Linked DNA regions of Mus musculus: region 1 is linked to region 2. Evidence: chromatin loops called from intact Hi-C (ENCODE). Cell type or tissue: heart. All regions are shown on one strand. Links, peaks and the distances in the headings refer to the core of each region. The heading gives the core; the rest is flanking DNA. Region 1 overlaps Gm41210 (a long non-coding RNA gene). Region 2 has its middle 87 kb from the start of Gm41210.

The links. Peaks named below come from ENCODE experiments on the same cell type or tissue, not always from the same donor. Only the 100,000 strongest peaks of a DNase experiment are listed, where the experiment ranks them.
Region 1: it touches region 2 in a loop (2.1-fold over the local background); 3 of 42 quality-filtered maps call a loop at or near these places.

Annotation. Positions count from the first base shown.
Region 1 is chr14:74,595,806-74,612,469 of GRCm38, forward strand. It overlaps Gm41210 (a long non-coding RNA gene), which reads right to left. Exons shown (of 3, transcript XR_874820.3): 3 at 13,577-13,617. Among named protein-coding and RNA genes, the nearest start is that of Gm41210, 37 kb to the right of the region's middle. In heart, for the core only: no CTCF peak of the experiment used is centred there; no DNase peak of the experiment used is centred there.
Region 2 is chr14:74,546,002-74,562,665 of GRCm38, forward strand. No RefSeq gene overlaps it. Among named protein-coding and RNA genes, the nearest start is that of Gm41210, 87 kb to the right of the region's middle. In heart, for the core only: no CTCF peak of the experiment used is centred there; a DNase peak (open chromatin) is centred at 7,850.

The DNA.
Region 1 (16,664 bases), core at 3,662-11,661, 49 kb after region 2:
ATCTGACCTGCATGTCCTCTCTTTCTAATAAAGTTTCCTTGCCATCTTGTAGTCCGTGTGATCTTCTTTTTCGATTCTTTGAGTAAGATGTCAGAAACCTGCACCCACTCCATTTAGACAGTGACTACAGGTAATGCTAGTATATTATGTGTTGGTTGAATGAACAAACTGTTCACATGCTGCAAGACAGATATATCAGACTTGTCTTGGTTTTATTCATCTTAACATGATGGCATTTATTTGCCATGAACCCTAATATCTTCATTTGACTTCCATATAGTAACTGATATCGTACTTTCCCAGAATTCTCTCTAAAAACTTCAAAAGGAAACTATGCTAGCCTATAAAATAGATGTGACTCTTAAATAACCTTCCTAAATGAGGTCTTGGCTTGCTCGTTAGCCTTTTTCCATAGCAAACCATATTGTACTTTGATTATGAAACCATAGCAATGCCTACTTTATTTTATGTATGGATATTATTATAATATCCACTTTATAGAGGAACACTTCACAGGCTAGTATGTCTATAACCATGGCTATCAATAGGCACAAGGTGGAAATCCCTCAGACATAGGCTCCAAACTCAAGTATCTTTTTATTTTCTTTCATTAAGAAAATGGTTTACATCTGGGTCTTATGGAGGCATTTTTCTCAACTGAAATTCCCTCCTCTCAGAAAACTTTAGTTTGTGTCATGGTGACATAAAACTATCTAGCACATTGACCTCTTGTCAATTTGGCACACAAACACGGCACTGTTAAGCCATCTTTTCTTTCTTGTTCATCCCCAAGATCATGAATTAATGACATCACAATATAAAATATTTTACAAACTTAAAATTTATCAGTCGTTAAAAATTTGAACATTCTAAAAATTCAGTCACTTTAATAATCCAAAGTTTCTTTTAAAACCTAAAATCTCTTTAAAAGTTAAGTCTCTCAGCTGTGTGCTCATGTAAAATAAAAACTAAGCTAAAGACTTCTTTACTTCAAGAGGGAAATACCAGTGCACAGTCGCAATCGGATCAAAGCAATGTTCAACATCTAGGATTTACTCACGATGTTCTGGGCTCCTCCTAAGGGCTTGGGTCACTTCTACAGCTCTACCCTCTACCGCACACACAGCTTGTCTTCTAAGCTCAGGCTGGCTCCACTTCTACTGCTGCTGTTCTTGGTGGTTATCCCATGGCACTTGCATCTCCAAAACTGCTGGGGTCTTCCCCTACAAATGGGCTACATTTTCACCAATAGCCTCTCCTGGGCTTTCTTCATGGTGCCAAGATCCGACCAGCATAAGATACAACCTTGGTCACCTCTGGAACACAGCTTCTGTGTGCTGCCTCTCAGGAAAGAATTCCCAGAAGCTTTCTCCTCAGTGATGCTTGCTTCTTCTTAGTCACAGCCAACTCTTCAGCACCAACTGACCAGCATCCATTGTCCCAACAAAACAAAGGTTTTACGTTAGTATCTCTAGTCTCTTGTTAATCGCAGCCAATTCTTCAGCCTCAGCTGACCAGACACTGCAGATTGTCCAAACAAATGACCTGGTAGTGTCTTTGCTCCCACTGCAACTTCACAAGCCAGGCAGCCACCATCATCACATATCTCAAGATTCTCATCTTCCAAGTTCCTACAGAACAGCTCAGCAAGCACTGAACATTCAATGGCTTTTCTAGCTCAAACTTCCAAAGTTCTTCCACAATCCTCCCAAAAACAACATGGTCAGGTCTGTCACAGCTATACCCCACCATCCTGGTAACACCTTGTCTTAGTTGGGGTAACTATTGCTACTGCAAAGCATCAAGACCCAAAAGCAACTTGGGGAGGAAGAGGTTTAGTCAGTTTATATATCCCAGTCCATCAGAAGAGGAAATATATGCCAGGCACCAGGAAAAGTCCTCAACAGATATTATCTTACTTAATTTTAACACTGAAACCTAAAATCTTAAAGCCTAAAAGGACTCAGTAATAGAATTAAATTTCTGCTACCTAGCTACATGACTTTAAAGCTTATGTTTTCAGTCTGTTAACTTTCTGTTACTATAGCAAAACAATTGAAATAATCAATTTACAAAGAAGAAAGGTTTGTTTTGGCTCACAATTTGGAAGCATCTATCCTTAGCTAATGGTGGCAGGGGGTGGGGGTGGGGCATTATGAAGGAAGTCCATTCAACTCACTATCACTGAAGAAAAAAAAAGAAAGCCAGGTCTGGTGTTCTGACATTCATTTCAAGGGCACACCCTCAATGACCAGAAGACATCACACTAGGTTCCTCCTCTTAAGTATCCCACCACCTCCCAAAAGCATGGCAGAGGGGAAATCAAGCTTTCTTGTTAGCCTTTGGAGGATGCTTTTTTCAGCCATAGGGAGCTCACCTGTGCTCCTGGTTATGGACAGAGCAACATCTGAGAATTCCCCGTGCTGCTTTCTCTTTTCTTGGAACTACATTTACACATATTCTACACTTCTTTGTCCCTACATTTTATGTCTCTCCTCTTCAGAAAGTTTTCTCCTCTGAAAGGTTCCCAGGCTGTCTCTCAGACTCTTTGTGTTGGGTCTATCAGTTCTTACTCCTAAGAGCATTGTTTTCTATCATGAACCTGGCCAAGGGTCAGTAGGATATGATCTAGGCAAATCTGACTTGGCCAAAAATAAATTTCCAATATCATTGCCAAACATATGAACTAGAACACCCAGGAATCAACTTGACCTCAAGTCATGATGATTCCTGGAATGTCACTTCCAAGTCAGATGGAACTTGTGAGACTAATCATCAGCAATAAAGCTGTGAGCAATATGCTATGATGATTAATATTTAAGTATTCCAGATACAAAGTCAGATGATGATATAATGTGTAACTTACCATATTGGCAACATCTTAAAGACTCCTTGTGAATCCCTATGTAACCCAGTTTCAACTGGCACCGATATGTTGATTGAACCACAGTTCCTAGCACTTTAACCCAGAAAAGATGGAATTTCCCAAAGAGAATACTATTGTAGAGTGTGGTAGTTTGATTGAGAAATATCCACACACACAGGTTTTGAGTGTTATAGTCTTGTCCTAATTCCTCTTTGTTCTCTCAGCTGCCTGTTCCTGACACTGGCTGGCATGCCTGATGGCATGCCTGCCTACCAGGATAGACTCTTTTCCCTCTGCAACCACAAGCCAAAATCAACTCCTTCTTGTATAAGCTGCCTTACTAATTGTATTTAATCACACCAAGAAAAGAGTAACTACGACATGGGAGCTCATAGACAACAACCATAAACAACACTGGCAAAGAAGTGAACATTCAGAAACTATATCAAAGTTGTAGTGTGCAACTGGGGTGTCAGAGGCAGAAAGATTAAAAGTCTGAGCTACTGAGAAAGATACTGCACCCCTAAAAATACTAATTAATTGGGCCTTCTCAGCATAAACATGGCCAGAAATAAGAAAGGAAGGTGAGCTTCATGGTGCTGTTTCCCTCATTATTAGAGTGTTAGAATTTAGACATTAGAAATTAAAAGCTGTCCCAGGCCCATAAAACACCTGTGTCTCTGGCAAGAAGACAAACAGCATGTGAAAGAGTTCTTTGACAATGTCAAGAGTTTCCTTTAGGCTTTATGAAAGAGAAAGGTACTGAACTGACAGGACCAGTGTCTATAGAATATGGAAGAACACAGGAACGCACTTGTAAATGCACACCAGAAACACTCAGAAAAGTAGAGGGAAGATCTGGTGGTCCTCAGGAAACCATGCAAGATGAATGCAGTCTTAGAGAGCCAGAGATGCAGGAGAATTACTCAGTTCTTTATTGCCAACTCTAGCAACAAAAGCCCTTGAGACCTACCTAGAGTCAGAGAGGATATGAGGCTCCATAATATACCTCATTGGGACATGGTTGTTGGCAAATAACAAATATGGTCAACTCAGTGACAACTTAAGCTCCCTCAGATTTCCTTAATGTGGGACAAACTGTGGATCAATGCTGGGATTGTCCAGCATGCTGGAAGGTGGAAAGATCTGTAAGAAGGAATATAATGAGACCATCACCATAAAGAATCTAGTCAACAAACTAATGAGTCATTTTCCCTGGTAGAAGGTTGTGGGTAGCCAACTGGAATTGTTCGGTGGGTACTGTCATGGGTTAGTCATGATTGTCAACTTGAAGGGATGTGGAATCAAGTAAGAGACATTTCTAAACATATGTGTATGGGCATGTCCAGGAAGGAATAAGAAATGAGCGAAGGCTCCCTCTCAGAGTACATGGCATGATCTGGTGAGTTGCCAGGGTATAAAGAGATCCAAAGAAACAGCATCTCACTTTCTTGTCTTCCTTATGTGTTGCTAGTGAGTTTGACTATCCCAGCTGCTGTGGCCATTTTTGCTGACACTGCTTCCATCTTTGATATGGACTAGAAACCAGTGACTCTCCAGGAATCATCAATACCTTCAGCATCAGGTGGTACTTCCTGGGTATTCAGCTTCACGGAATGAGCTGCTACTGGGTTCTCAGCCCCTCTCTGATGCAGATGGACACTGTTGGACTATCTAGTCCCCATATTATAAGCCAATCTAGGGAATCTCTCTTTATAATATACATACATTCTACTTGATCTATTCCTCTAGAGAACCCTAACATAGGTTTCTTTTGCTCTCAATGTTTCTTTAGCTTGCTAAAGTAGTAGGATATGAGTGTTTTGTCTATACAGATCCATATCCACTATGTCCATTCCTGATGACAACAGAAGTCAGAAGAAGGCATTGGATCCCGTGGAACTGGAGTTACAGGTGGCTCAGAACTACTGTGTGGAAACTGGGAATCAAACTCAGGTCTGCAGGAACAGTGGGGGCTTCTAACCACTGAGCTAAGTCTCCACCCAGCCAACTCCATCACCTTGATGGTTAAGATGTCGACATGTGAATTTGGGGAATAAGGAGACCTGTTTAGACCATAACAGAAAATTAGATACACTAGGCTAGAATGAATTCTGATGAAACTACAAAGGCAGCCAAGGTAGGGTACTGTTCACATGAATTTAACCTAAAAACACTTCATTACAAATCCCTCATCTCTCAAGCATTCCAGGACATTGGCTCAGTCAAGGACACTGGTCTGCTTAAGCTGTTCTAAGAGGTCTCAGGGTCAAGGGCATGTCAACATCAGGACTGAGAAAGGAATCACCTGAAAGATGGACTTAGCTTAACCATGTTCGACCCTGGAGGAGCCAGCGACGTGGATGAGAGAAAGTAAGCAAAGCCCTAAGAATCTAAGTCAAAAAGAAAGTGGGGGTGGGGGTGGACGGAGACTCAGTAGATGTTGCACAAACCTCCCTTAAACAGTCCCCTTTCCTCCTCGTCTCCTGAAAGGTATATGTTAAGACACAGTCATTTGTCCGGGAGCCCAATGGTTCAGTGTCCAGGAGAACAGCTGAACTTCTTTGGATAAATCAAGGATTGTACAAAGATGAGGGACAGGGTGGGTGGATGAGAAAGACAGAGAACAGAGTTCTACAGGAAACTTTTGTTAGCTGGGGCCATGCTGAATATGATGTGGTTCTCTCTTTCAGTTCTCTCTCCCCTAAAATATATACCCGCAGGAAACATGGGATTAAGGGTTATTCTGGAGGCTGGGGGAGGTTGGTGTGTGGAAGTGACAAAGACAGCGCTTTGCTAAAAGACAGCAGCAGGAAGAGGAACATGCAGGGCCAGCATGTCACACTTCCAGAAGCGAGTTTACAGCAAAAGTGGGGGCCACACTCTCTGTTCCCTACCCTCTTCCCTGCCTCCTAAAGCAGGCTCTAGCTGTGAAGCATGCCTCCCTACTACCCACTCGGGCACACACAACAGATTTCTTCAGCCAGCCTTAAGGAAGGATCCAGACTCTATCCTGTGGGTCCTGATTTCTCTCCTCAGAGATTCCTCCAAGCTGACTTTCCATCCACGACTTTCAACTCCTTACTTCCAACAATCTGTCTCTGTCCTTTTCAACCTACATTGAAGGCTTTTCAGTATGCAGCTAACTCCAGGAACCTGCCTAGGATGGCAGGGACACTAACAAAGGGGCCTTGGAAAACCTGCTTGCACTGAAAACCAAGGGGTCTCAAGAGGAGAGTAAACTCTTCAAAGACATCAGAGCTATTTGAGCTATTTCCTGTTCTACCAACTGCTGGGTAACAATTATACTGAACACATAGAGGCTTTAAATGGCTTCTTGTATGACTTTTTACTCTTGACTGCTAGTCTTATCTTTTAAGAGTTTTTTTTTTTAATGAAATGGGATGAGCAGCCACAGTTAAAAAGAAAGCGATAGTAGGTCCCACCGTGTGAGCCTTGTCTAGGCTTGACCTCATGGTAATCTTCCTGTGTCTACCTTCTGTGTGCTAAGATTACAGATGTGCACCACTACACTCAGCTTCTTGGGCATTTCTTGTTGTGCTCCATGCTCTGCTGCACGTGATCCTTCAGTATCAGCTGCTGGTCTGATTCCGTATGAACGTCCCAAAGTGTCTATGTTCAGCTTCCTATGGCTTTGGTGAGGGTAGCTAGAAAACTGAGTGCACTTGGGAGAGCCTCTCTCTCTCTCTCTCTCTCTCTCTCTCTCTCTCTCTCTCTCTCTCTCTCTCTCTCTCTCTCCCTCCCTCCCTCCCTCCCTTTCTTCCCTCCCTTCCAACCTCCCAGTTTAACAATTAGACACTACATGTTTACACTCCGGCTCCAAGACAGTGTGCTACAGTGTTCTCAACTTGTGGCTCACAACCTTAAAAGACCATCTGAAAACATAGATATTTGCATTACGATTCGTAAAAAGTAGCAACATGACAGTTGTAAAGTAACAACGAAAATAATTTTATGGCTGGGGGTCACCACGGCATGAGGAACTGTATTAAAGGGTCATCAGGAAGGTTGAAAACCACTGATTACAAGAGACAATCAGCAGGAGCTGCAGCCCCCTAGTGGCCAGACTCAGGACTGGTTTAGCATCCCTTCTCAGACTACATCTACAATCCAGTTTCTCAAGGACAATTACTTGGTTTTTTGAGACGAAAGATAAACATTGACATACTATTGAAACTGTGCCAGATCCTGGCCATATAGACATGCTTTCATGAAGAGAGGGATTGCGATGGAGAACGGACACAGAAGTCAGCATGCTGAGAGGAAGAAGACAGTTTGATTTTTAAGGCACAGCTTACACTGGGTGGGCGGTCTTGTTACTGCTCCATGTAGAGTTTTGGAGCAATCTGAGCTCTGAGCTTCCATTCTGCATTGCAGTAGCAGACGAGGGCTTCCCCACAGCCTTGGAGAGGTGATGCTAACTTCACACAGCTACCACAGCCCAATAAGTTCTCCCAAACCCCAAGGGTCTCCAGGAGAAAATTCTGGAGCCCTCATAATTCTGTGAATGGAAAAATAGAATCGGAGAATATATATCTCCACTTCTGTTCTGTGGATGCTCTCTTCCTCCAGAGAAAAGGCGCCAAGGCTTAGAACCATGTGGCCATGGTGGTCTCTTGTGGAGATGGCAAAAGGGAAGTCAGTCCTTATGTGTGTGTTCATGCCGCTGCTGGTGTATGCATTCCAACACCACCGCCCAATGTTGAGGATAAAGAATTTCTATTTCCCTTTAGTTTCATGAGAAAATATCAGGGTGGGTTGCTAAGATGAATGTCAGCACACTCAGACAGCAGACACAGCCTGAGTGTGTAGTCCCAAAGACCCAATTATTTTACATACGTTCAAACAGTAAAGACTGAAATGTGAGCACCAGAAAACAGGAAGCATGACTGTGCACCTTTTATTGGATGTGGGCAGAGACGGCAATCTGAGGTGGGAAAAGTCAGAAGGTTTGGATGCAACCTACATATTTCTTTACTAATCTCCATTTGTGAGTTATCCACCCCCACTCCATGCAGACATGAAAATCCATCAGAAAGCCCAACTCTTTTCTTACTAGCATCGTGTTACATAGCATCTCCTCTTACTCTCATCATTTTGTTAGCTGTGTGTTAGAAAATCATGTCAGGACCCTCCAGGCACAGTTAATAGATGCTCAAAGCAAAGCAAAGAGAAGTGGCTCAGACAATTAGCAACTTCAAGGAGAAATGTTTATCGAGAATAAACACACATGGAACCTGAATGTTGCTCTCTGTCTCAGCACGGCAGTCTTCTGTCTCTGATCCTCTTTGGGTATTTGCCCTATTCTTTCTTACTTGGTGCTTCCACGTCAGTCTCTAGACAAAAGAGTTCTTCTACCATCTAGCATCTACATTTAAAATTTCACTTGCTCCCCAGTCTGTCTTCTTGCATTCTCTGTGCACAGCTGGACCAGATAAGATTATGACAGAGACAGGGCTCTCTGTCCCTTGGCCTGCACAGGTTCTGGGCTTACCTTCCAGGTATGCAGTAATATCAGGTTCACTAGAATGCCTAGACTCAAAGAGAGCAGATCCCGCTCTGAGGCCGTGTGCGCTGAGCCCGTGGAGCAACACGTGCGCACATCACATCGCACATCCTGTGTTGGATGCTGGAAGCTCAGCACTGAAGGAGATGGTAGGAAAAATACTTTCAAAAACTCGAACAGTTTAAAGTGGAACTTTTTTATGTCGCTCTAAGCTTTTATCTGTTTTCTTCCATTCTCATTGGTGACTTACTCTATTACTTCATCCACGTAGCTAGTTGTCTCTCCTCTGCCTCCGGGTTTCCATGCCCCTCTCAATGCATCAATCCCATCAGCTGACAGACACCTGAAGCACTGTCCCCCAACTCTGTCCTCCCCCTCCCCCAGTCACGCCTGACTTTCCCATCGTTCTTCACAGGGGAATTCTATTTCCTTGCTGACTCTTCTTTCCTTCTTGGCGTTCTGTTCTAAATCCATCCCAGTCAGACTTCCAGCCCAGCTTTTCTCAAAATCTTCCATCAACGAGGTCATGGAATAAGCTCTGTTTTGCGTATTTTTATGAGCAGTTCACTCTCTTCTCCTTGTTCCTGCTAAATAATTTTTGGCACATTCCAGCCCTCTTGGAGAATTCTGGCCTCTTGGATTTCTCAATTTCCTAGACTTCTTCCCAGCCTCACTGTCTGTATTGTCTGCTGTCTTCATTTTAACCAGTTTACTATCAGAGCATCCCAGGGCTCCATCTTCTTTTCTTCACCCTTATTGCTCCTTAGACAGCTTTTTTAAATCTCTCTGCTCTGAAACCCATCTAATGCTGTACTCCAGACCCAGACCCAGCCCCAGCCCCAGCTCCTGTTTGCAAGCTCATGTAGCCAATCATTTACTTAATATCCCCACTTAAATGTCTCAAAAACCACCCGACTTTGCTGACCAAAATGGAATTTAATACTTGAACTCTTCAAAAGTAAAAATGTTATCTCAGTCTTTCACAACTCGATAAATAGCAATTCTAATTGTTTCCATCAAAAAAAAAAAAAAAAAAAAAAAAAAACCCCTACAGATGTGTCATCAACTCGTTCTTCTCATGGCTACAGGTGGAGTCTGGAGTGTTCCCCACGGGTGTTTAAAATTGTCACCCTATGACACTATGGAAAGGTGACAGAACTGTTCAGAGGTGGCCTAGTTCCGAAAGCTGTGCAATTAGGGCACTATTTGAAGGGAATATTGGGATGCTGCCTGTTTGTCTTTTCCTTCTGGTCACCACTGGAGAACAGCTCTTTTCTACCCATTCCTACTACTATGGCCTCCTGTGGTGTCACAGGCACAAGCAACCACAGACCAGAATGACAGAAACCAAAACAAACGTTTCTTCTCAAATAGCCATTTGTTCCGTGACAATCACAGAAAGCTGAATGCCATGCTCTGGCCCTACTAGGGTTCATATTCAGAATATTCATCTACAGGTTAAGCCTCCCACTTCCTGGCGCTTTCTTGCGCTAAAGCAAAAACAAACAAAAAAAAATCCAAAAGCAAAACCTAACACATACAGTGAGTCCTATCTCACTTTTTTTTCCATTTTAAGCAATGTTAAAGATATTTCCAAAGAACACAAAAGCCTTCTCCCACAATTTTGGAACTATGAAGAATGTCTTTGTATGACTTTGATTCTCACAATAATACTGTAAGAAAAACATTCCTGATTTCTTAATTATCCCTAGACTAAAGCTGAATGACTCACAAAGTAAGTGATTTTTTTTTCTTACCTGGTAAGCAGAAGAAATTGAATTGACCCCAGGTTTGTTCGACTCTGAATTGGTCATTGTTCTTGCTGCTGTGACACAATGGTGACAAAGTCAACTTTAGAAAACTATTTATTTCTGTCCACAGTTTGAGGGTACCGTGCCCACAGTCAGGGTGCACAGTGAGGCTTCCTCTTTTTTATTCGGCCTGGGACCCGAGCCCATGGAATGACTGTTCATATTCAGGGTAGGTCTTTCCTCTCCAGATAATTCCAGTCCACTGGAAGAACTTTTGCTTCTTCAGTCCGTATTACAGGAAGGGGTCAAACCACTCTGCTGAATCCCCTTGCCACTCTGCGAAGCTGTGGCCCCTGTATAGTATGCGGGCCACCGGTTTCTCCAACCTCATCCACCACGCGCCTTCACCTACTTCAGTCTAGCTACCTAGGATGTCTGCTGTTCCATAAGTATCCCAAGTTTCCCATAAGCACATTTGTATTTCCTTTTGACTCTGCCTGAAAGAGCCTTACTGCAGTTCTCAGAGGCTCCTTGCCATCCGTATTAGTTGTTCAGAAAAGCCTTTCTCGAGCATCCTCCGTTCTCCTATCCCTCACCACCTATAGCCCTCTAGCCTCTGCCTTTCTGCCAAGTTGCCTCACTAAGAACTCAACATCATTGTGCCAAATCTTGGCTATTCCTTTGCATGTGTGTTTACGAGTTATCTTCTCAAACGGGATGGAAATGCACCGAAGATGCTTAACTGCTTGCAGCTCACTTCTGTCTGCCCAGCGCCTAGAGTCTGGATAACCGGAGGCCCCAAATAAATTGTTAATGAACAAGGAAATGCCAGAGGCAGTTTAGGAGAAACTAGTTGGGGATGGGGGAAATATAAAAGCCTGCCAAGGTAACTAGAAATGTAAACAGGTTTCAGAAAATAGCGGTCCGTTCAATCTGAGAGTTTTTTATCAGAGACAGAACATCTCTAACCTAATAATGTTCACAGGAATCTGATTTTTTTTAAGTACCATTAAAAGGCACAGCATACACTGGAGGGAATGTCAGGCTTCCTGACAAGAAAATGACAGTTGAAAGTTTGTCAGGAATATGTAATGAACATCTTATGACTGAGTAGACTGCGATTAATAAATTGTACCTCAAATTACCATGTAAGCAATGCATATGGAATCTAAATGTTTTCAGTTATCTTTACAAATTCATGTTATTTCTCCTCTTCTTACTTATTATGAAAGGTTATTGCTCTCCATTATTTATAATTTAAAATTTTGTCATAAACTTCCGAGAGGCATTCATTCTATTTTCCCAGCTCTGTTCATATTTAATCTGCTCATTCGTGTGGTGTTCAAACTACCTGAATATTGTAGAAATAAATCTTTGTCGTCTTTGTTTTACAAATGAATTGGAACTAGGAAATATTTCTTAGAAACCGTGAGAGTCTCTATAATAAACCATCAACTAGAAACCCTGCTAGGCAAACTCCCTCTCTAAGGCTCAGTTTCTCCCATGCCACAGCCCAGATGACTTCCCTGTAGACAAGCAAGCAGACCACTCAGCCTGCCCAGGTTTCTCAGACTCTGCCCTCTGCTCTGAAATGGTCTTCACAACCTCGACCCAGGGAAGAGCCTGGTTATTTACTTCCCATCTGACAGTGACAAGGTAGCAAATATGTGTCTTCCCCTGTAGGACAATTTCATAGATGCCAACAACGGGAGACTTAAATAAGACCTAGAATCTCATAATCAAATGTACAAATAACAGTTTTCAATGACAACAAAACAGTAAAAAACCCATATATTCCTTCAGAAAGAGCTCAGAATGATTAGGAAGGAGCAGAGAACAGGAACGGACACCAGATCAGGATTTAGAATCATGAGCAGAGCTTTTTTTTTTTTAATTTTTTTATTAGGTATTTTCCTCATTTACATTTCCAATGCTATCCCAAAAGTCCCCCATACCGACCCCCCCACACACTGCCCTACCCACCCATTCCCCATTTTGGCCCTGGCGTTCCCCTGTACTGGGGCATATAAAGTTTGCAAGTCCAATGGGCCTCTCTTTCCAGTGATGGCCGACTAGGCCATCTTTTGATACATATGCAGCTAGAGTCAAGAGCTCCAGGGTACTGGTTAGTTCATAATGTTGTTCCACTATAGGGTTGCAGATCCCTTTAACTCCTTGGGTACTTTCTCTAGCTCCTCCATTGGGAGCCCTGTGATCCACCCAATAGCTGACTGTGATCATCCACTTATGTGTTTGCTAGGCCCCGGCATAGTCTCACAAGAGACAGCTCTATCTGGGTCCTTTCAGCAAAATCTTGCTAGTGTATGCAATGGTGTCAGCGTTTGGAAGCTGATTATGGAATGGATCCCTGGATATGGCAATCACTAGATGGTCCATCCTTTCGTCACAGCTCCAAATTTTGTCTCTGTAACTTCTTCCATGGGTGTTTTGTTCCCAATTCTAAGGAGGGGCAAAGTGTCCACACTTTCGTCTTCATTCTTCTTCAGTTTCATGTGTTTTGCAAATTGTATCTTATATCTCGGGTATACTAAGTTTCTGGGCTAATATCCACTTATCAGTGAGGACATATCATTTGAGTTCTTTTGTGATTCTGTTACCGCACTCAGGAGGATGCCCTCCAGGTCCATCCATTTGCCTAGGAATTTCATAAATTCATTCTTTTTAATAGCTGAGTAGTACTCCATTGTGTAAATGTACCACATTTTCTGTATCCATTCCTCTGTTGAGGGGCATCTGGGTTCTTTCCAGCTTCTGGCTATTATAAATAAGGCTGCTATGAATATAGTGGAGCATGTGTCCTTCTTGCCGGTTAGGACATCTTCTGGATATATGCCCAGGAGAGGTGTTGCGGGATCCTCCGATAGTACTATGTCCAATTTTCTGAGGAACCGCCAGACTGATTTCCAGAGGGGTTGTACAAGCTTGCAATCCCACCAACAAGGGAGGAGTGTTCCTCTTTCTCCACATCCTCGCCAGCATCTGCTGTCACCTGAATTTTTTATCTTAGCCATTCTGACTGGTGTGAGGTGGAATCTCAGGATTGTTTTGATTTGCATTTCCCTGATGATTAAGGATGTTGAACATTTTTTCAGGTGCTTCTCTGCCATTCGGTATTCCTCAGGTGAGAATTCTTTGTTCAGTTCTGAGCCCCATTTTTAATTGGGCTATTTGATTTTATGGAGTCCACCTTCTTGAGTTCTTTAAATATATTGGATATTAGTCCGCTATCCGATTTGGAATAGGTAAAGATCCTTTCCCAATCTGTTGGTGGTCCTTTTGTCTTATTGACGGTGCCTTTTGCCTTGCAGAAGCTTTGCAATTTTATGAGGTCCCATTTATCGATTCTCGATCTTACAGCACAAGCCATTGCTGTTCTATTCAGGAATTTTTCCCCTGTATCCATATCTTCGAGGCTTTTCCCTACTTTCTCCTCTACAGCCAGTGTGTGGATACTGTAAAGAGATAATATAAGCATAAACACATGAATACAAAAAAATCAATAAGACAATGGAGTAGAGGACATAAAGAATAAAGCCAAGAGGTGGTTGCAGCACACACCTTTTGGGAGGCAAAGGCAGATGAATCTCTGTGTTTGAGGCCAGCCTGATCTACAAGGAAAGTTCCAGGACAGCTGGGACTACACATAGAAACCCTGTCTCAAAGAACAAAACAGAAACAAAAACAGAGACAGAGACAGACAGACAGACAGACAGACAGACAGAGAGGGAGAGGGAGAGGGGGAGAGAGAGAGAGAATGCTGATAAAACATGCACAGAGGTTCTGGGAGCTGTAAAGTGGTAACAAGGGACTCAATGTTACTGACACACACTTGAAGACTTAGAAAGAAGGAAAAGAGTAAATCTGAAAAAAAATTAATCTAAGATACAATGGTTAAAATTTCCCAAATTTGGCAGAACGGTAACTTTCATAATTCAAGAGATGAGTCCCAGAGCAGGCAAACCCCAAAGTACCCACACTGCGATGATGATTAAACAATGCTGAAAACCAAGACAAGCTTTCTGCAAGAGCAACCTGAGCTTTTTAAACTGCTGGACCATCACTCCAGCCTCCTCATGCTTTCAGTAGTACGAAATCTGCTTTATTAAGTGGCGGAAGGAAAAGTTACATAGTCATATCAACTGTTTCAAAAAAAAATTTGACAAACTTCAACATCTATTCATGATCACCGAAAATGTCTCGAAACCTAGGGGTAGGAGGCGACTTGTATACGTTGATAAAAAAAAAAATCACCTACATCTAACATTACACCTAATTGTGGCAGAGAGAAGGCAAAAGTATCTCCTCTCCCACTCTCACGCCAAGCAGTGCTAGAAGTTGTAGCCACTTCAGTCAACCAAGACAACAGAACTGAAGAGACAAGAGCATCTCTGTTTGCAGAGTGTGTGATGAAAACTCCCAATGGATTTCCATAAAGCACAGCAGGGAGGAGGAAGAGAAGCTAGCAAGCTTCCATGATAGAGGTAAAGATCCCACCCCGAGGGTATCCTATCAGTGAGCAGTGAAATCCAAATGGGAGCACCCGGAAGGAGTCCATGTAAAATGGTTCACTTCCTGTTTGCAAAGACAGAAAAGCCAAGAGAGAAACTGTAGTGTTCCTTAAGAATAGTGCCAGAGCACTGGGGATCTATAGTCAAGGAATGGAAACCTCACCTTATGCAAACACTGCCCAAAATCCACAACAGGAAGACAGAAAACTGTGGAACCTCCTAAAAAGTAGTGAGAAAGCTTTGATGTCTAGGTAGAGCTACGAAAACGCTTAACCATAGTGCCAAACTCACGATTTATACATTTTTGAGTGGTGAGTCCCATCAAAATTACAAATTTTTGTTCTTTAAATGAACCCTATGTAAAATATAAAAAGAAACACTACAATGTGGGGGAAATATTTGTAATCCGAAGACAAACCACCATCTAGAATATAAGTAAGCAATAATCAAAACCCAGTACTTTTGATAAAATCAATTTTTAAAATGGACAAAATACATAAAGACAATTCAGTTAACATAATATAGGGCAGTGGGTAGACATAGAAGAGGTGGCCAGTAGCACTATTAGGGAATTAGAAATTAGTAACATGAAGAGATGCCACTGCAATCCTGTCTACTAAAATGAAAAGCAGAAACAGCAACCAAATGCTGTAGCAATGCAGAGAAGCCACATCTCTTAGCTGATGCTAGCGTGACTGAAAATTATACAGCTGCTATTCAGAGAGCTGGAGGCTTCACTCAGCCATTTTGTCCCTGGGCATTAATCCCAGAGAAGTAAAAATTAACATTCATGCAAATGTCCTTGTATTGATATTTATGGATCTCTTATTTGTGTCATCAAAATAGTAGAAGCAAGCTATATTGCTTCACTAAAAATAATAAATAAATAATAAATCAATCCTGTAGCACAGTTATGCTACTGAATATACTCGAGTTTAAAAAAAAAAACATGTTGATCTATACAAGAAAAATGGAACATGTCAAAGCTCCAGAGAATCACGCTGAGTGACAAAGTCATTTCCTGCCATTGTGTAGCTACTGTCCCTGCTGCAACTAAGCACCTCCGCCCATGCTTATACAATCTAGCATGACTCAGGGGTCAAAAAGCCATCTCGTCAAGAGTGGGTGTATTTGGTAAGAAGAAAGGGTCCCGAAGAGGAAGACCCGAGAAGCATGGGTAAGAGATAATACTGGGGTGAGGAGAAGGAGACATCGATGTAACAGCAATGTGTCGTGTTCATGTATTAAACTGTCACAAAGAAAAAAAAATAACCTAAATTTGCTCTAATTATAAATATATATCTTTTTAAAGATATATAGGACATATCACAGGCCAATTTCATTTCTGTTTTAGTTCCCTCAAAACACTAAGGCTCATATAACAGGAGTAGAAAGGGTGCAAAAAACATTCGTATTAATAATTACTGATCATAATACATCTCAGATTTAATGAATACTTCTTTTCTTGCATTAGGTCAACCCATTTTCAGTGTAAAGGAAATCTATGGAATATTGTTTTGGTAGTTGAATCATCCATTTTAGACCTCTGTAACTTTCCTTATATTAGTTTTTGTTCAATACTTAGGAAGACAAAGAGTATTGCATATTAAGAGGACATTGTTTTTCAAGGGATGCCATGAGTTGCAATAGAGTTCTACACCTGGACTATGTAAACCAGCCTGAAACCTGTTTCCTTGGCTTGAGCAGGGGCTCAAGTATATCCTTGTATTCTCAAATACAAAAGATAATGATAATATCTTCTTATAAAACAAAAAATCATTTTATTTAAAAGAAATGCCCTCAAATGTAACTTAAAATGTAGCATCAGTCACTTTACCTTATTTTAATTTCTGCTGATTTCCCATGGACTCCTGCTCATTAAGAGTCGAGGTTTTGTATAGTCTATGAGCTGACTACAGGTATGGCTCCCTCTCTACTCTGTGGGTCTGTGTCTATGGCTGCTTTGTAGATGGGTCCTTGGGGAAAGAGCA
Region 2 (16,664 bases), core at 4,730-12,729:
ACCAGGCTGGCCTCGAACTCAGAAATCCACCTGCCTCTGCCTCCCGAGTGCTGGGATTAAAGGTGTGCACCACCACACCCGGCCTACATTGCTGTATCTTTTTATATAATGTATATTTAAATCAACATAGCTTGTATATAGCAACTTAGCCATATACTATAAACATTTATGTTATCACAAAGCTATCGTAACCCTAAATTTAACAATCAATTAACATTATAATGTTAAATATATAAAAATAACATAAAAAGTTTCCTGTAGCCTGTAGGATATGTGTACCCTATATAAGCTTTGAATTATGAGAGTGGCTCTCACCAAGCACATCATCTCTTCACTATTTAGACTTTTTCCCTCTTAGAAAAGTGGTCACATTGCTTAATCATAACACACTGAAATGGGCCATGCAAGTGAGGAAATACCCACTGCTTGTTATCCAAAGTGTTCCCATGCCCTGTCATCAGAACCTCTCTCTAGGATGACTGTGAACTCTGCAGGACCCCTGAATGAAAGGGCCAATGAACGACTGACTAAGGATCTCTGAGATCTGTTCTGATACTATCACAGAGGCCCATTGGGCCAAAACCATTGACTCTGTCCTTATGATGTTGTTGATAATATTTATATTAATTTCAACATCTCATTTAATTTGAATCATTGGGATTTGTGCTCTCTCAATAATTCTAGACTCAGAAAAATCGAGAAATGCCTCAGGAAGCTGCCCACATTCTGCCTAGATTTTCTCTCTACACATTCCCCTGGATGCTATCACTGACAATAAGACTCTTCTTTGCCACATCACTTCTTGCCTCCACTTGAGTCCTTGGAAGTCCTTATGAGTAGCCTCTCTTTTTTTCTATCAGGAATGAGGAAAGAGGACCTACAATCATTTGATCCATTGATATATATATATATATATATATATATATATATATATATATATATATGTGTGTGTGTGTGTGTGTGTGTGTGTGTATATATATATATATGTATATATATATATATATATATATATATATATAAATATATGATTTGTGTGTGTGTGTGTGTGTGTGTGTGTGTGTGTGTGTGTGTGTGTGTGTGTAAACGTCATGGCTTTCAAAGAAAACAGAATAGTGTTTTTTTTAATAGCACTGTTAGGACTGCTGAAACATCTAGCAATTCAACTCCATAAGCAAGCTATTTCTCGCTCTCTCTCTGTCTCTCTGTCTCTCTGTCTCTGTCTCTCTCTCTGCCTGTCTCTCTCTCTGTGTCTTTCTCTCTCTCTCTCAAGTAAATACATGAAGACAGCCAATTTAGACAAAAGAAGTAATCGTTCTTTGAACATAGTGAACAAATATGCAAGTGAGGACTCTCCACCGAATATGGTTTTCCTGACCGTGGTTCAGCCAGAGAAGTCCATCGGACCACGGTGTTGTGTAGGGTTGTTCTGCTCATGTAGCTGTTACAATATTCACTCTGGATGCAGTGTTTACCCAGCTCAGTGCTGGAGTTCTTCCCAGTATTCATCCTCTTTCCTTGTAATATACCAATTAGTTTCAGGAGTCATCCTTTAAAAAGCAAAAAAGCATGACAGAATTAATTAAGTCATTTAAAGAGTCAGTGGGCTCAGTTGAAAATAACTAGGAAATTGATCCCCAGAGAAGACATGTAGAAGAAACTCAAGGTGCCATGTGATAGCTATTTTAGGCTATATTCCTCCATAAAGACTATCATCACTGTACTGAAAAAAAGCAATGGTATGCTTCCTGAGAACCAAGTGCTCCCTTGGTACCTCCATTGCTTTACTCCATTCCTGCACCTCATCTTCAGTGAGAAGATAGACTAGACCTGATTCTAAGATCTCTCTGCTTTGTCTAAGTCCAGAAATTGTATACTTTTGCAAAGAAACTCAAGGGGTCTACCAACTCCCAACCAATAGATTACACTGATACTCTAATAGCAACGCATTTCTTCCTATCACTAGCACCTAACCATCATTAATGGTTCTTTCAGCATCAACTCCACTGTAGTAGCATTGAAGACTGAGCAATACAATGTTCTTGGAAATCCAAGTTACTTTCAATAAGACAACGGCATCTGTCTTAGTCAGGTTTCTATTCCTGCACAAACATCATGACCAAGAAGCAAGTTGGGGAGGAAAGGGTTTATTCGGCTTACACTTCCATACTGCTTGTTCATCACCAAGGAAGTCAGGACTGGAACTCAAGCAGGTCAGAAAGCAGGATCCGATGCAGAGGCCATGGAGGGATGTTCTTTACTGGCTTGCCTCCCCTGGCTTGCTCAGCCTGCTCTCTTATAGAACCCAAGACTACCAGCCCAGGGATGGTCCCACCCACAAGGGGCCCTTCCCCCTTGATCACTAATTGAGAAAATGCCTTAGAGTTGGATCTCATGGAGGCATTTCCTCAACTGAAGCTCCTTTCTCTGTGATAACCCCAGCTGTGTCAAGTTGACACAAAACTAGCCAGTACAATTGACCCCTTGTCAACTTGACACACAAACACATCACTAGTAAGCCTCAACCCTTACATTCTTATTCATCCCCAAGATCTAAATAACTTTAAAAGTCCCACAGTCTTTACATATTTTTAAAATTTCAATCTCTTTAAAATATCCATCTCTTTTAAAATCCAAAGTCTTTTTACAATTAAAAGTCTCTTAACTGTGGGCTCCACTAAAACAGTTTCTTCCTTCAAGAGGGAAAATATTAGGGCACAGCCAATCAAAAGCAAAAGTCAATCTCCAACCATCCAATGTCTGGGATCCAACTTACGATCTTCTGGGCTCCTCCAAGGGCTTGGGTCACTTCTCCAGCCATGCCCTTTGTAGCACACGTGTCATCCTCTAGGCTCCAGATGCCTGTACTCCACTGCTGCTGCTGCTCTTGGTGGTCATCTCATGGTACTGGCATCTCCAAAACACTGCATGACCCCTTCAGTCCTGGGCCATCAATTGCAACTGAGGCTGGACTTTCACCAATGGCCTTCCATGGTCTCTCACAGTGCCAAGCCTCAGCTGCTCTGCTCAACTCCTTCATGCCTTCAAAACCAGTACCACCTGGGTGACCCTTACACATTACCAAGTCCAGCCACAGCACAAGGTACAACTTTGGCTATATCTGGAACACAGCCACTGTGCTCTCAGAAAACACTTCTCAGGAGATGTCACCTAAATGATGCTGGTCTCTTCTTAATCACTGCTAATTTCTTAGCTCCAGCTAACCAGCATCAATAGTCCCAGTAATGCAAAGTTTTTGCTTTAGTAGTTCTGGTATCCTGTTAATCACAGCTGATTCTTCAGCCCCAGCTAACCAGAACTACAGAATCTTCACAGTCAAAACAGCAATGGCCCTGAAAAGAGTCTTTAATTTTCCCTCTGAAATTTCACAAGCCAGGCCTCCATCTTCTGCACTGTTCTCAACGTTATCTTCCAAGCTCCTACACAACATCCCACAGAGCTCTTAACAACGAATGGATCTTCAAGACCAACGTTCCAAAGTCCTTCCACAGACCTCCCCAAAACATGGTCAGGTTGTCACAGGAATACCCCACTCTGCTGGTACCAATTTGTCTTAGTCAGGGTTTCTATTCCTGCACAAACATCATGACCAAGAAGCAAGTTGGGGAGGAAAGGGTTTATTCGGCTTACACTTCCATACTGATTGTTCATCACCAAGGAAGTCAGGACTGGAACTCAAGCAGGTCAGAAAGCAGGATCCGATGCAGAGGCCATGGAGGGATGTTCTTTACTGGCTTGCCTCCCCTGGCTTGCTCAGCCTGCTCTCTTATAGAACCCAAGACTACCAGCCCAGGGATGGTCCCACCCACAAGGGGCCCTTCCCCCTTGATCACTAATTGAGAAAATGCCTTAGAGTTGGATCTCATGGAGGCATCTCCTCAACTGAAGCTCCTTTCTCTGTGATAACCCCAGCTGTGTCAAGTTGACACAAAACTAGCCAGTACAGCATCCTACTAACAACGAAATATAAATAGTGAAAAAATGGACATACTATTCGATAGAAATCTCAGATTCATATGATCATCATGAAAAGACATAATCATATTTAAATAGTTTACTGAAAAGGAAGTGCAGGATGGAATATGCTGCCATGATTGTGGATAAGCATTGTACACAAACATTCAGCATAGAAAATGTAGCTGCTCTAAAGAAGGGAAGATGCACTGCTTGGGGAAATCAGGACAGAAGAGGCAGAGAGCAGGATAGAGATGCCACATCTGTGATTCTCACCAACTGACAATATACAATCTGCTTTCCTGTCTTTTCTCACTTTGTCTATAATATCTGCCTAATTTTATCTATTGTGCAGAAACCTCCAACCTATTGCTTGAACTATACTTTTTAAAAAAAATTTTTTATTAGGTATTTTCTTCATTTACATTTCCAGTGCTATCCCAAAAGTCCCTTATACCCCCCCACACTCCCCTACCCACCCACTCCCACTTCTTGGCCCTGGCATTCTGGGCAAAGAACAACATAGATCATTAGAATGAGCTACCTATAGAATTTTTAGATCTTGTAGTCCCCACAATGCCACTAATAAAATAGTGACGCAAGCAACTCTGCCACTATATTTGCCATTATTAGCCCCTAATTCCTTAAGCTGAGAAAAGGGAGAGGTGACCAGTAGATTGGGACAAGCTATGTGCCTATGAAGGAAGAAAAGTAACTCTGGTATCTAAGGTGATAGGGTCAGCTTCTTACAAGGGTTGAAAGGATATATGTTCACTATTTTTACATTATGACTCAGTGCCTGGCAAAAAAGAATCTGGGTTCATGACTTCAGACATCCCAGGCCATGTTGCAGAAGTCATGGTAGACTCTCTTCAGCCATACTAGTAACAGTGTGCAGCAGAGCTATTCATCTGGGAAGGAATCAGGAAACAGAGAAAGCTACATTTCAACCTGGAAAAGCACAACAGTCAAAGGCCACCTGTAGGAACCCATGTCTGGCCACCAGGACCTACTTCCTTAAAGGCTCCTCAACCTTCAACACAGCACTTCAAGTGTTCAAACATGGGCTGTGGGGAACTTTTCAAATTCCACGTATTATCTAGATGTCCAGAGAAATACATCACTTCCCCCCTAGATTTAGTCCCAGAGCTTGGCAAAGCAGTCACTTGCGTCCCCCCCCCCGCCCCCCAAGTCAATTGGCTACTACACCAATAAAGTGACTCCCTACTGAATTTAACATCCTTATCCAGATGTGATGCCAACAATGCCTTCTGTGAGTCATTCTGTTGGCTTGAGAATATTGTCAACAGTTCCTAGTGTGGTTCTGACTCCCCCCATACACAGCCCCATAGGGACTAACAATCTCCCTTAACAGTGACTCATTCATATGTGTTCTGTGAGGTCTAAGCAGTATGGGTTTCACTATGTATAGCAGTTGAGTCTCTGTCTGACATTATGCACAAGGCTTAAACAAACCCACATATATCATAACTAAAGTGGAGTTTATCAGGGACTACTCAGCTGGAGCATCATTGCATTTAGTCATAGGTGTACATGTGAAGGACAGTATGATATAGAACATCTAGCTCTGGATGAAGGATGGTGTTTGGCCCACTCACTATCCACTGCAATTGCCAGAACTGACATTAATTCTTTCTATAATAGAGGTACCAGGTAAGTGAGGATAAACCATCAGTATTACACTGACTCCTGGTTCCATATTAAAGTCTAGAGATGTAACAATCATGAACCCTTCTTCATACTTAGCATCATAGAGACAATGAGAGAGAAACATAGATATCATCAAGTTAATAGCACCTTGAATGGGTCATAAAAGAGTAGACAGGCATTAAACTACTTTATAACTGACTGTAGAAGACTGTATATGGCTAATTTCACCCCATGTTATATTTACATTAATACTATCAGTCACAACTATCTACCTTATTCTAGGAAAAGAATCTAAACAACTATCTGAGGTAAGCCTTACTAGACCTCTCTAGATGTAATTCAGCAGGTTGGGTCAAGGATACATGTGCACTATCAATAGGACAAAACAGCAACCAACAGATTGGGAAAAGATTTTTTAGCAATCCTGCATCCAATAGAGGACTAATATTCAATATATACAAAGAAGTCAAGAAGTTAGACTCCAGAGAATCAAATAACCCTATTAAAAATGGGGTACAGGGCTAAACAAAGAATTCTCAACTGAGGAATATTGAATGACCGAGAAGCACCTAAAGAAATGTTCAACATCCTTAGTCATCAGAGAAATGCAAATCAAAACAACCCTGAGATTCCACCTCATACCACTCAGAAAGGCTAAGATTAAAAAAAAAAAAAAAAAAAAAAAAAAACCTCAGGTGACAGCAGATGCTGGTGAGGATGTGGAGAAAGAGAAACAGTCCTCCATTGTTGGTGGTATTATAAGCTGGTTCAACCACTCTGGAAATCAGTCTATCAGTTCCATAGTAAATTGTACATAGTATTACCTGAGAACCCAGCAACACAACTACTGGGCTTATACCCAAAAAATGCTCCAACATATAACAAGAACACATGCTTCACTATGTTCATAGCAGCATTATTTATAATATCCAGAAGCTGAAAAGAACCCAGATGCCCCTCAACAGAGGAGTGAATACAGAAGATGTGGCACATTTATACAATGGAGTACTACTCAGTTATTAAAAACAATGAATTCATAAAATTCTTAGGCAAGTGAATGGAACTAGAAAATATCACTCTGAGTGAGGTAACCCAATCACAAAAGAACACGCATGGTATGCATTCACTGATAAGTAGATATTAGCTCAAAACCTCAGAATACCCAAGATACAATTCACAGACCATTTGAAGCTCAAGAAGAAGGAAGACAAAATTGTGGGTACTTTGGCCCTTCTTAGAAAGGGGAACAAAATACTCACAGGAGCAAATACAGAGACAAAGTGTGGAGCCATCCAGAAATTGCCACACCTGGAGATCCATTCCATATACAGACACCAAACCCAGGCACTATAGCTGATGCCAAGAAGTGCTTGCTGACAGGAGCCTGATATAGCTGTCTCCTGTCAGAGCCTGACAAATGTAGAGGCTGATGCTCACAGCCAACCATTAGACTGAGCATGGGGTCCCCAATGGAGGAGTTAGAGAAAGGACTGAAGTTGCTTGAAGGGGTTTTCAACTCCATAGGAAGAACAACAATATCAACCAACCAGACCCCACAGATCTCCCAGGAACTAAACCACCAACCAAAGAATACATATGCAGGGACCCATGGCTCCAGTCTCATATGAGGCAGAGAATGGGAGAAGAGGCCCTTGGTCTCCTGAAGGCTTGATGCCCCAGTGTAGGGGAATACCAAGACAGGGAGGCAGGAGTGGGTGGATTGGTGGGGGAACACCCTCATAGAAGCAAGGGAAGGGTGTGGGATAGAGGTTTTCTGGGGATTGTGGGGGACTGGGAAAGGGGATAACATTTGAAATGTAAATAAAGAAAATATCCAATTATAAAAAGGATACATGTGCTCATGGATAAGATGAATACTGAAGACTGACTTCATCCTAGTGATCATAATCTTGCAGACAACATTCTTAAGTATTGCATAAAACAGACTGAATTAATGGGTTTTGCCTCCTGTGTTATATCATTGGAGCTATGATATCAGCATATGATATTGGCAACATGAAACATGGGTTTAGTTAAGACTGTAGTACAATGGGCAAATGATTGAGAGAATGTGTCCACTATGAGTCCTGGATATTCCTGAACATCCTTGTTGGGTGTGTCAAAGCTTAGCTTCCTTTTATTGTTAAGCAACTTCCTTAGCTATTCACAGGAAAATAAAATTCAAGGCAACTTCAAAGCCATTGTACTGTGACTGTTGCTTCCCAGGGTGCAGGAGGAGCTGGCTTAGTTCCTATTTCTAAGTAAACAGCTGAACTCTCTGCCATGTGTTATTTTTCTATTGTACAGCCTAGTACATACTGAGCCCATTGAATTGCTTCTAAGGATTGAGTACCAGAGATAATTAATGGTACCATCGATGTTCTCATTATTTGTTGTGTTGTAAATAACAAATCCTCTCTCTCAAAGCTGCATGAAGGCTCACTACTTACTGTCCATTACTAGCCAACTATTCTTTAATAATAAAGAAATCATTAAACAAAATGTATTTATAATAAAACAAGTAAAGAGCGCTAGACAGAGTCTAAGATTATCTGAAGAAAATATGGGCTGTAAGCAGTAAATTTAAACTAACTATAGAAAATTAGTAAGGGGAAGTAAATACCATCTAGTCAGGTCTTAAAACAAGTTATTGAGACAGAGCATAGCAAGTGGAAACACAGACACACCCAAGTTTATCAAAATCATATTTTAGAAAAAATTTTTGTATAACACCTATAATTGTCGTTGGTAGTGTCTGAAATTATCCCTGGCATATCGTGTATTCCAGAAGCCATGGCCCTCCCTAAAGTAGCATTCAGAGGTAGTGTCGTCGTTTCAATGTAATTGGCCCCCATAGGCCCATACAGAGTGATACTATTATGAAGTGTGGTCTTGTTGGAGTAGGTGTGGCCCTGCTGAAGGAACTGAATCACTATGGAGGCAAACTTTGAGGTCTCCTATATTCAAGCTATGCCCAGTATGACACATAGTCTCCTTTTGCTGCCTGCAGATTAAGATGCAGAGTTCTCAGCGCCTTCTCCAGCACCATGTCTGCCTGCATGCTGCCATGCTTCCCATCATGATGACAATGAACTGAACCTCTGAAACTATAAGCCAGCCCCAATGAAATGTTTTCCTTTATAAGTGTTGCCACAAATGTAGTGTCTCTTCACAGCAATAAAGCCCTAACTAAGGCAGGTGGCAACTTAGGATATAATAGAATTGTGGATAATAATTTATGGATTTATGGATTGATATCCTCACCCATTGGCACATTCACAATTTAATAATGTTATTGGGAGGTAGTGAAAAGTAGAAGCTACCCTGAGTTGAAGGAAAAGTGTCATGGAGGAATGACCAGGAAGAGTATAGATTGTCCCTAACCCTCCCCTAACTGTCTCACTGCTTCCTAACCATCATGAGGTGATGCTTCTGTCTTGACAAAAGTCCAGAGAAGTGAGCTAGCCAGACATGGACTGAAACCACAAGCCAAATTAAATCTTTTCTCCACTAAGTTGATTTTGTCAGGCATTTTGTTACAGTGATGGAACACTAACTTAGTAATGAATGAGGATGATTTATAAATACATCTTAACAAATGTCATAATAAACTGGTGCTTAAAGAGAAAATAGGGCTCCTGGTGGACACTCTAATGAATTTATTCTCATAAAAGCTTGAATAATATATAAAGACATATATATTAATTCATGAAATGAATGTTCAGGTATTGGACCGACAACAAAAATGTAGGTAGGTTGTAATAGAACCAAATGTTATAAAAATGGAAAGAGGAATATTACAGACAGGTTGATGTGGGGAGTTTAATAGGAAGTTAGAGAGAGGAGTAAGTGGGGGGAGGGCCAATCAAACCTAATGATGTATGAAAAAAGCCATACCAGAACACGGTAAGTAGTATGCTAACCAAATTACAGTAATTTTTAAAGTTTGAATGCAAGTATCCTTTGTGGGTGGATAAAGCTGCTTCTAGAAGCTGTAAGTTGTTAAGTAAAAATCCCTGTCCTGGTTATTAGCTATCTCCCTACAAGCTGTTGACCAAAGAAGTCCCCAAAGCTCCTAAAACAATACAGGCAATTGCTACTGCTGTTGATCATCAGCAAAACTAGATGGTGAGTCCCTACTGCTGAAGATGCCAAATGCCTTTGTTACAGGACAAAGTGAGATCAAGCTCACTGGACGCTTCCTCCACACTGGCTAGCCCCTCACTATTGCAGAAGGTGCCATGCAGGCTTCTGGGAGAGAGTTATCATAGACAGTCTTACTCAGCTCTGAACCACGTGTAGACCAATCTGAAGAAGCACACCAAATGGACTCACTGGTGCACTCATGTGACAAGTCTGTTACAAGAGTGACCAACTGCTTTCTGGTTGGAGAATTCCCACTCCACAGGAAGGAATTCCAGCCTGCTACTGCAGACTAAGACAGAAACCTTTGGCTGGTAATGTTACAGGCCTTCATGGGGAAACTACTGTTGTTGTTTTCTTAAGTGAATGTGATGTGCCTGTTAAATTGCCTTCTACAAGCTTTTTATTCCCAGAGAATAGCTCTGCTATCAGCTTTGATCCAAGAAGCTTCTTTTTGCCATATTATTGTCATGCAACAATGACTACAGAGACTCATAACTAGTCAAAGTAAAGATAATAAATGACCTTTGAATACACAGCTTTAAGTGAGACATATGTAGCACCCATTTCAAGGCTGAGAAATCCCTGCATAAGAGGCAGAAAGAACAGGAGATCAGGAGAAATGTGGCAATGTGTGAAATGCTGACTTCTGAGTATGGCATGGCTGCTGACGTCATCTGGTATTATTCTACACACAATCTCCTATTGATTGGGTCTGTCACACTTTGTCAAAGAAAGAGGAGAGGCTCATGGGGCCCTACCTGATGAGAGTTTATATGCAAGGTATGGATAACAGGAAAGGGAGAGAAAATGTCTTCTGTTGTGTAGCCACAAGCAAGATGCTCATGCTCCTATAAACAACCCCAGTGAAGCTTGTAGCTTATAGGGTAATGAAAAAATTACACGAAAGTAAACTGTGTGTGGCTGGGAAGAGGAAAAGGGTGAGCAGGGATTTGAAGGGCAAAGAAAGGGTAGTTGGGTTAAATATGATCAAAATGCTTCATGTACATGCATGAAAGTGTCACAGTGAAAGACATTATGTATAATTCATACATGGTAATAGAAGCACTGAAATAAAATTAAAAAGTGCTCTAATTTATAGGAAAGGAACATGTGGGGAAAACATACTGCGTTGTTACACTAAAAATCCTGGAGTTTGAAGGAACAGTGTGCAGGTATATATTTAATGACTGATTTTACAGAAGAGCAAGCAGATCTGTATCATTTGGTGATACCCAGGTGTGAATATTAATGCTAGATCCAGGCTTTAGCTGCCATCAAAACCTTGCTGTCATGAAGTTTGGTAAAGTTATGTGCAATGTGCTCTTGTGAGTGCATACAAAGGAGCTGCAGCTCGTCGCTGATTTAAGGGAGGGTATGGTTTGGACATGACTGGCTCTCTAGGAGATCATGTGCAGGAGGTTCATTCCTCAGTGTAATAGTGGCAGAATATCAGGGGTTGGTGCCCAATGCAAAATGATTGTATATACATCAAAAGAAATTAATGCAGTTCTTTTGGAGCCCTGGTTAGTTCTAAAAGGGTGGTTATATAAGAAAATAACTTGCTTCCTCTTTGGCTGCCTAGATGGCTACATAATCACTTGACTTCCATGTATTCACACCATGATGCTATCGCTATCCACTAGGAGATACAGCAAGGGGGCTCTCACTAGAGGCCAAATAGACAAGGCTGTCCAGTCAGACTTCCAACTGAAAGATCAAGTACTGAACAGATCTTTCTTTATATACCACCGGGACTTAGTTATAGCAAAAAAAAAAAAAATGAGGTGACCAATACAACAGTAACAGATAATGTATCACATGAGTTTTGTCATAAAAAGTAGTTATAATAAACATTTGCCACCAATGGAGCAACATAGCTTAGTGGCAAAAAGTCAGGCTCTGGAACCACAAGTATATGTGAGTAGAGGCTCCTTTACCATTTACTACGGTTACTTCATTTCTCTTAGGTTTCCTTCCCTGTGTGCACAAAGGGAGTAACAAGAATATTCACCCTCCACTGTTGTCCTAAGAACAGAGAGAAGAAGCTATACCCTTCTAGACTCACTTAATATGTGCAGTTGAAAATCAAGCCCATCAAAAGAGTTATCAAGGAATCCAAAGGGAAATAAAATGTCTGCACAGGGTAGAGTAAGCCACCAGCACACTGAACTGGGGATGTGTGCGCTACAAACCAGGAGAGTCCTGAGTCACCCAAATACAGCCAGCATCATTCTTCCCAGCTCCCATCAAACTTCTCTCTAGGCATCCCTCTCAGCTCACCTTTTGACCATCGAACCTTTTCATGGGTTAGTGATGATTGGCATTGTCACCCTCCAGGACAATAGCTATCAATTAGCAAAATGAAGTTCAAGTTGGGGGCTGAGTGGGATTCTTCCCCAGATCCATTGTACACAAACTCTAACACAGTCTCAGTCAGGCTCGTCTTCAGTGGGGTTATTAGGCAAGGGGGCACAGAACACGCACCTCAACAGGGCAGAACCAAAAAGTGTAATAGCAGTCACCAAGAAGTACTGAGTGATAAAAAAAAAAAGGGAGAGTTCCCCCACAGAAGAAGCAGAATAGACAAGAACGAATAGCCCATGCTAACATTTCAGTGTCCTTGCATGTGTTGCTCTATTAGCTAGGACCAGAGCAAAGAGGGAGAGATCTAGAGAGCTGATGCTCAAGGAAAAGCACTCCTTCTGCAAATCCCGTGCTCACCCAGCGTGATATCTGCCTCCAAGTCAGCAGTGGCTGAAACAAGGCTGGCCTTGGATGCAGGCACATCACAGTGGGGTGAGTCACCGAGCAGTTGTGCTCCTCGGCCACTTCTTAAAAGCACAGAAAGGCAGATTAAACTTTCATATGGGTGAGCATGATGGCTTTAAATGTTAAATCTCCTGATCAAGGAACAAGAATGTTGATGGTCAAGAGTTTTTCATTTAAGGAAAAGTGTGTGCATGTGTGCATATGCACACGAGTGTGTCTGTGTGTGTGTGTGTGTGTACATATGGGTGTGCATCCATGTGTGCGTGCTCAATTGTGTATGCATATGCTCTATTGTTTTTAGTTTAATATTAACTCACATTTCTGATGGTTTATTTGAAGACAAATTTTATTCAGCATTTATACATAGATATAAATTTGACTGAATTTCCTTAGTTTAACTGTAACTACAAATTTAGGAAGCTGAGTCTTGCCTATACCAAGTGTCACTAATAGCTAACCATTTACACTACAATAATCATGAAGCCTATATCTCTTATGTAAAAGCCAGTTATCAATTTTTTTAATGTGAAGATCTTTTGTTTCTCATGATCCACATTTTGACACATTGCTATTTCTCCTATTTGGAGAATCCTCATAGCTTTGTTAATCTTAACCAAACCCAAACATAAAACAAATCTCAGACAAATTAAACCCACAGATTCTGAGCTTCTGGCTAAGAGACCTTGGGGTGAGATGTGGACTTAGATTTTGTTGCTTGAAGTAAATCAAACAGGTGACATGGAGAATTGTAAGCTGCCTCCCTTTATACATTCATGGTTTTAAGGTTCAAGGGTCTTTAATTTTTATTTTTGAAAGCTTTATATACAAAGGCTGTGTCTACATTACTTCTGTTCTTCTGTCTTTCCTCCCAAGCTCCCTGCTTTCTGAAGACGACTGAGTCCTAATCTCTAATCTACTGTCCTGTCACTATGATATATGGGTCTAGTCTACTGACATTTCACAGTGTATGTTTCTTAGCAAATGCTTTGTTTAGTTATTGGAGCCAGCTAGACGTTAATGTCTATCAATAGGGAGCCTGCTTAGGAGATTAATTCATTTCATTGCAAACAAATCTCTTGAGATCACTATCATGGCCAACAGATTTCATTAATGTCTGTTTCCAATTTACTAGCTTATTTCATATGGCAGTCAATGCTTGTTGGTATCTTCTACTCTTCAGAGTCTCTATTTTATACAAGATTTCCCTTCTGCTTACACAAAAGTATATATCTTATTTTAAAATATAATTTGTAAATGTATTCAAAGGCTACATGCAGTGACAAAATTTTTGTAAAAATAATGTGATTTTATTATCCAAGTACACTTACGCTTATTATGTATGCTTATGATAACAACTACCCCTTACATACATTATTAACCACTCTTTTGCTATTATGGATTCATGGCCTTTTCCATGAATGTATTTCAAAATGTCTTGTCAACATTTGGTACCTAAAAGAAGCTAGACTGGCTTCGCTGACTCATCTTTTTTTTTTTGCCCTTTTTAAATCATTCTTGCTTCTAGCGATAGTTTAAACCACAATTTTAAATCTAAATTTAAAATCTTCACCATAAAGCAAGCAAGCAAATACCCACCCCTGACCTGTGATATCTAGGCCCTGTTATATGGGGAATAAAGTTGGAGATCAAACAAAAATTGGTTCCTAAGTAAAGAATGAGTGAGGGGAAAAAGCAGAAAAGGGCTGCTGGATGTTTTGACCACATCTGAGCTAGAAAGCCATAGATTTAAAACTAGAACTTTCACCTACTTGTACAAATTTACAGTTTACTGTATTTTGATCCCCCTTTTCTATAAATACTTTTAACAAACCACTGGGGTTTTCTCCTACACTGACACTAAGATCCCAGTCATTCAGAAAAAGAAGCCTTCAGATGAAAATAAAAGTTGAGGACTCCACATAACTTATACAGCCAAGGAATAGTTATAGATGGCAAACTGAAAATAGTGTTAGGATGAGTTCTTTTTAAAAATCAAAAATATATCTCAGAAGTAAAAAAAAAAGAATCTGGAACTAGGACATGGTTCGTAATTTTTGAAAAGAAAGATTCCTGTAATTGTGGAGCATCAAAGCGTGTGATCTGGTGTGGAAAACTGGCACATTCACTTCTCTGAAAAAAACTACAAAGACTAGCTGTTGGGAGGGTCTGCTGATAAGAAAGGCAGCAAACAGTGTCCTCACGCAAGGTGTCTCATAGATCAGTCCTACCAGAAAGAGATGTCCAAGTACTCATGCCTTCTAATGATAACTATTTTGAAACCAGATGTTGGCTAAAACAAGTCCCATGAAAGACACACTGCTACTTTCAATATCTATTTTTAAATATTTGTTAATATTGCACATGTCTTTAGAAATGGAAGAAAGAAAGGAAGAAAGAAAGAAAGAAAGAAAGAAAGAAAGAAAGAAAGAAAGAAAGAAAGAAAGAAAGAAAGAAAAAAAGGCAGATGCCATGACATATATGAGGAGTCAGAGGAAAATCATGGAGTCAGTTCTCTCCTTCCATCATATGAGTACCAGGAACTTTAATCATGTCATCTTGCTTGATGGCAAGCACCTTTTTCCCACTGAACTATGTCACCTGCCTATATATATATATATATATATATGATGACAACAGAGCAAAAAAAATCATAGAAAGTAAATCATCACATTTTTAATGCTATATGAAACAGTAGAACTGGCTTTGGGTTATAAAGCAGGCAGGCACATCTTAATCCCCTTCTCATTAAGAATAGTCTTATAGAGAATACAAATAAGAAATAAATCAACCTCACACCGAGCTAATGTTTCTAAAAGGGAGAAACTTGAGCATTCTGCCTAACCATGGGGTGAAGGTCAACATGACCAGAAATTGGGTTTTTAGCATTTGTCAAGTGATCTAGATGCTGGGCTGACAGACTCTGAGACCACAGAAACAGTTCTGTTAGCTTCATACTGTGGTTTGCACAGCCACAAAAGGTAACATTTTTTCTGGCATTTGGGGTCAGGCCTAGAAAGATCAGAACTACTTTTCCCATTTTAGAATGGGAGTTTGTAGAGCACAAGGCTTCTTTGTGATCAAATTGTTTGAATTGCTAGAAAGTACACCATGTTTTTAAAAAATGTATAAGAACTATTTTGAAATGAGTTAAACATGTTATAAATATGATAAGAAACAAGACATGAAAGAGCGACATCAATCAGAACAAGGACTCAGAAATGAGCGTCAAGTAGCATATGGAGGCTAGTAGTAGAAAGCTGGGCTCCTTTCAAAGGAATGTTCTCCTTCCTACACACACTCTGTCACAGGACCATGGGGGACAATCAGCTCTAGAGGAAATTCCACTGACTAGTGTCATTGCTATCCAAATTGCTTGACAAGAAGTCATTCTTTTAATCTAGTATGTATACACACAAATTTAAATCAATGGAACCTCATTATCCTTGATGCATAGTATTAAAATTCTAGAACCTTTAATAAAGGGGAGGTTAGAACACTAAGCAGATATCTGTGTGACCTCCCTACCTCCACACATATTGAGAGTTCTTAAATTTTACTACTCGATTTACCTTCATTGTTCCTATGTTTAATACAAAGACTGCATGGTACATGTTAAATTTTTGTGCAACGCATGCAATTCTCTAATTTTCTGACTCCAGGATTTCTTCTTTTAAAGGCAGCCAGAAATTGCCACAGGCACAGAATTCAGAAGCCTGAAAACTGCGTTCAAGAGGAATCCTACTTATATCACATAAAGACATTAAGTCGTTAACCTAATTGTATTTTATGTCAAGCCAAGAATGCGGAGTGGGGGATAAGGCAAAGTCAAAATGAGTCCTTCACTTCATCCTAAGATTCTTAAGGAATCCAATAAGATTTGGGGGTGTTGAGGTTTTTGTTTGAGGCTTGTTTGGATTTTTTTTATCATTCTAAGAGTGGAACGTTTACTAAATAATCAAATCTTCAGTTTCTTTTATGTATAGGGTCATCTTTCTTAAGGATATGTGTAGCAGGTGTTTGAAGCAGTGAAGATTCATGGATAGTTATGGTCAACATGTCATACCTTTTGAAGTATCCCATGGTGAGTTGTTTTTGTTGTTTTATCA